2 separate regions of the Homo sapiens genome follow, and region 2 is linked to region 1. A link is an interaction called in ENCODE POLR2A ChIA-PET data of the cell type or tissue named here. Cell type or tissue: OCI-LY7. All regions are shown on one strand.

The links. Peaks named below come from ENCODE experiments on the same cell type or tissue, not always from the same donor. Only the 100,000 strongest peaks of a DNase experiment are listed, where the experiment ranks them.
Region 2: POLR2A ChIA-PET joins it to region 1 with 24 read pairs; 2 of 35 experiments call an interaction of 5 or more read pairs at or near these places.

Annotation. Positions count from the first base shown.
Region 1 is chr12:110,581,471-110,583,970 of GRCh38, reverse strand. PPTC7 (protein phosphatase targeting COQ7) reads left to right here and starts at 653. Exons shown (of 6, transcript NM_139283.2): 1 at 653-1,162. The coding sequence starts at 940. RefSeq lists silencers at 501-830, 871-1,020. In OCI-LY7, CTCF peaks have their summits at 1,306 and 1,565; DNase peaks (open chromatin) are centred at 550, 1,210 and 1,890; H3K4me3 peaks cover 2,500 bases; H3K27ac peaks cover 1,669 bases.
Region 2 is chr12:110,205,566-110,208,065 of GRCh38, reverse strand. It overlaps IFT81 (intraflagellar transport 81), which reads right to left. Exons shown (of 19, transcript NM_014055.4): 17 at 2,386-2,471. Among named protein-coding and RNA genes, the nearest start is that of ATP2A2, 74 kb to the left of the region's middle. In OCI-LY7, no CTCF peak of the experiment used is centred here; no DNase peak of the experiment used is centred here.

The sequences.
Region 1 (2,500 bases):
TAAACGAATTACATTCCAAAGGGTAGAAGCGAAAGCAAGGGCAAAGGTCTTGAGACAGCTGTGAGCATGGCTAGAGGCCAGTTAGCAAAAGGGACATGACACCATCTGTGTCCCCTCCCACTCTGATAGGGACACATAACATTTTCTCAATTTTTCCTAAAAGACTACAAAAAGTCTCTTCTTTCCAAACAGTTTGCCGCCCTAAATCCTTCCAGTATATTACTTGGGGAGGTGTCACTAGATCTGTGTACCTCTGTTTCTCATTATGTGACTCCATTCTGGTTTCTTGCAGGTTTTTGTTTAAAGGAATGGTGGCGTTATTTATTTAAAACAGGCTTTAAAAGATACGGTTAAAACAGGGTAGAAAACCCTCACGTGGCCCACCTGCAATTCCTACTAACTTAACATAGGTCCCGCGTCTGAGGAATCCCCCTAGGTCCTAAATCTTTGGCAGCCAAGTCAAAAGTGACTACGACTCCGGGACTATAATTCCCAAGAGACACTGCGTCCGCACCCTCTGCGCATGTTCAACCTTGGTGACTGCATAAGGCAGCGAGCCCAAGGGGCTGGGCTTGGGCCTGAGCGGTGAATCGGGGCGGGGCTAGGGGCAGGGCCAGGGAGGGGGCGGTGCTGCCGGCACCGCCCGGAACACGCTAGTGGAGCGGAAGATGGCGGCGGCGGCGGCGGCCGCTGCAGCCGGGACTTCAGTTGGGCTGAGGCGGAGGAGCCGCCGCTTCTGACCTCGCTCTGGCTCCGGTGCGCGCGGCTGAGCGCGTGCGAGGCCCCGCGCGTCGGGCAGGGGCGGCGGCGGCCACTGCGCGCCGCCCTGAGGAGCGCCCCAGCGGCGGCGCGACTGCGGCTGAGGAGAGAGCCGGCTCCGGGCCTCCGCGTCCTCCTGCTCCCCCGGCCCCCCGCCTCCTCGGGGGGGCGGCGGCGGCGATGTTCTCGGTCCTCTCGTACGGGCGGCTGGTGGCCCGCGCCGTGCTCGGCGGCCTCTCGCAGACCGACCCCAGGGCCGGCGGCGGCGGCGGCGGCGACTACGGACTGGTGACGGCCGGCTGCGGCTTCGGGAAGGACTTCCGTAAGGGCCTCCTCAAGAAGGGCGCGTGCTACGGGGACGACGCGTGCTTCGTGGCCCGGCACCGTTCCGCGGACGTGCTCGGTGAGTCCCCGACCCGGTTCCCTTGCCCCAGCCTCGGATCCGCCTCCCGGGGACTCCCCGCGCGGGGCTTCCCCAGTTCCTCCCGGCGGCGAAAGGAGCCAGAGCGCTCACATGGAGGGAGCGCTTACTATGCGCCAGGCGCCGTGCCAAGCGCTCCGAGGCGCGTTTTCCGCTTGAACGACCCCCATTTTAGAGAGGAGGAAACTAAGGCGCACAGCGGTCAAGTCGTGTGCTCAAGGTCACAACCCGAGAGTGTGACCGGTCTGTCCGAGTCCAGAGCCACACTCTCGGTCTCACTCGGCCGTGCCAGCCCTGGGCGACCTCGTCCCCTCCCTGGGCGACACCTGCAGGCTCCTAACCTCGTTCTGGTTCCCTCTCCGCATGCCCCGGGGATCCCTGCCTCTTCGCGTGCTCCCGACACCACAGCCCGGCCCAGGCTGCGGGATCGCCGGCCGACAGGCAGTCGTGAGCCCCCAGACAGCCCGGCCGTATTCTTTCGCCGCCTGGATGGTAACCAAATCTTCACCCTTTTCGGAGTGTGGCGGTGGGGGCTGCTGGCTTGGCGAAAAAACCCTCACAGCGTTTTCTCCCAAATTGATCTTGTCCACTTGCGGTCACTTGGGGGTTGGCAGAGTCTCCTTGATCCAAAATAGAATGGTCGAGCCTACTTGTAGATTGCAGCCGGTAAAGCTCTGAGGATTGGTCACAGCCTTTTCAGGCCACAGGTGCTCCCTGAGGCCTATTCCAGTTATACCTTTTGGGGGTGGGAGACTACGGAGAGAGCTGGCAGAAAGGGCTAAATATAGTTCACAAGCAGTCAGAAACTTTACCATAATGTACGCCTTAGGAGATTTTGTGTATGCTATGGGATATTGTGCCGTTAAAACTCTTTGAATGAATAAAGCAATGCGCTCGCTTTGAAATTGAAGGACGTGTTGTCATTGAACTTGGGTTCAAATGTCACTTTGATTTCCCTTCCCAGGTGAGACTAAGTTTTTGGTTACTTTAAATTTCATATGCTGAGGCAGAGTTTGGCATTGGAACAAATGATTCTGTAACTTTTTTATGACAGTAATTATTTTTTAATCTGATCTCAGAATAATTGCCTAGTATCTTTGGTTCTACTACATGTAGTGTTTGTGAACATGGGACTGGAAAGGTTGTTCTCAGTTTAATTTATGAATGACCCCATTACCTGGGTTGAAGAAAAAGCATTTAATGTTTAGGCAACGCTATTGATATTAACATGAGAGGGAGACTTAGAAAGGTCCTGCAGCTTGCAGATTGAAATTGTACAAATCCACCCCGAAGTCAGCTGTCAGTGGCTGTCTTCCCTGA
Region 2 (2,500 bases), 380 kb after region 1:
ACAGTAGACATTTCTGAGACATGGCAATAATGGACAGCATTCAACTTCTGTGCACACTACTTCATAATGGTTACTGTTGTTTTTACAAGTATTTCTTTTGTAAGCTAAAAAAAAAATTTTAATGTAAAAATTAAAAACATAATAACATTGTATTTTATTTGTAAACAAAATTATATTTCAATACTATTTAAGACAAAATGTGAGATTTAAAGCAGGTGACATGTTAAGGATAAAGACTGAAGGCTGGGGCTGGGCGCGGTGGCTCACGAGGTCAGGAGATCGAGACCATCCTGGCTAACACGGTGAAACCCTGTCTCTACTAAAAATTCAAAAAATTTAGCCAGGCGTGGTGGCGGGCACCTGTAGTCCCAGCTACTCAGGAGGCTGAGGCAGGAGAATGGCGTGAACCCAGGAGGCGGAGGTTGCAGTGAGCTGAGATCACGCCACTGCACTCCAGCCTGGGCAACAGAGTGAGACTCCGTCTCAAAAAAAAAAAAAAAAAAAAAAAAGACTGAAGGACGAGGGGTAAAGGAACACAGAACAAAGAAGAGACTGTTTTTGTGTGTGAAGCTACGCTGCAGTATTTAAGAAAAAATTAAACAATATAAAATTGGGACTCCAAGAAATCCTAAGCCATAAAAAGAGAAAATACAGCAGTCTAAGTAAAGGAAAATTTTGCAATTAGTCTTGATGAATCCTCATTTTCAGTAGGGCGTGGTGGCTCATGCCTGTAATCCCAGCACTCTGGGAGGCTGAGGAGGGTGGTTCACTTGAGGTCAGGAGTTTGAGACCAACCTGGCTAACATGGTGAAACCCCATTTCTACAAAAATACAAAAATATAAACTACAAAAATACAAATAACAAAAATTAGCCAAACACAGTGGCGTGTGCCTGTAATCCCAGCTACTTGGGAGGCTGAGGCAGGAGAATATGTTTGAACCTGGGAGGCGGAGATTGCAGTGAGCCGAGATCGTGCCACTGCACTCCAGCCTGGGTGACAGAGCAAGACTCCGTCTCAAAAAAAAAAAAATCTGGCTAGAAGACAGATCAGAAAATGAATAGTTCAAGAGCAATTATTTCCTTCTTTGCTATTTATATCGATAACTTTGGAAGAAATAGAACTTAATTTATAAAAATTTTTATTTTTTAAGAACAAATTTAACTTTTCTCATTTCTTATCATTGGCCATATAGATTTATATGAACAAAGTTTACATACAATGAAAGAATATGAATAAGTACATTTTTAGTTTAATATGTTAGAGTATTAGAAAAAACACTGCTCTATACAGTATTTTCAGTCTGGCTTGCATTCTAGTGCATTACATTGAAAAAAAATTCAGATTCTGCAAGACACTCTATTTCTTAGATTTTTTTTTTTTTTTTTTTTAAAGACAGAGTCTCCCTTTGTCGCTCAGGCTGGAACGCAGTGGCATGATTTCGGCTTACTGCAGCCCCTGCTCCCCGGGTTCAAGCGATTCCCACGCCTCGGCCTCCTAAGTAGCTGGGACTACGGGCGCCCACCACCATGCCCGGCCTCTTTTTATAACATTAATGTACATGCCACTCAAAATCTCAATGCAATCTAGAATAAACGTGAGTGCTACATTTTATCTGAATTTTTACTGAATAGTAATAGCAAAACATTTAATATTTGAATTGTGATGAGGAGCAAAGAAGGCTTATGTTGTTCAATGATTGCATTTTATCACACCTAGCAATTCAACCATAAATGTATTTTTTTTTAGGCAGGATTTGATTTATTACAGTACGCCACAAGCTGGGATTGCAAAAAAAGCACCATATAAGGACTAAGCAGTATTTACATATCCTTCTTGAAGACTGGTACACTGCAATCACACAATTTCCAGCTAAAATGCAGTCATCACACTGCACAATTAGCAGGCAGATGACTAGAGTCTAGGCCATGTGGGACTTTAAAAAGAGACCAACTTTACTGCTTATGACAAAGCAATTATGAAATTATATATATTCCTGGGTGGCGGGGAATGAAGAGTTATTGCTTAATGGTTACAAGAGTTTTTGTTTGGGATGATGAAAACATTTTGTAAATATACAGTGGTGATGGCTGTACAATATTGTGAATGTAATCAATGCCAATGAACTGTACACTTAAAAATGGGTAAAGTGGCAAATTTTATATATTTTATCACAATCAAAAAGTAAGCAAGCAAGAAATAAAATCATATGTATTCCTACTTAGCAGGGCTAAAATATCTAGATGTTTAGTAAGATTTAGTATTAAATAATATCTTAGTGTCTACTTACTTAAATATGCTAAATTTGTATAATTCTATCTTATTTATAAAACTTTTATTGGTGAAAATATTAAGTATCTCAATATAAAACAACAAAATCACTTGCCTAATTGCCTTTCTTTTTTCTTGTTGATCAGAAGAGATATATGCCTTCATCTCATCAGTAGCACGACGAAGTTGAACTTCTAGGTTCTAAATAGAAAGACTTCAGTTTTAGGGAA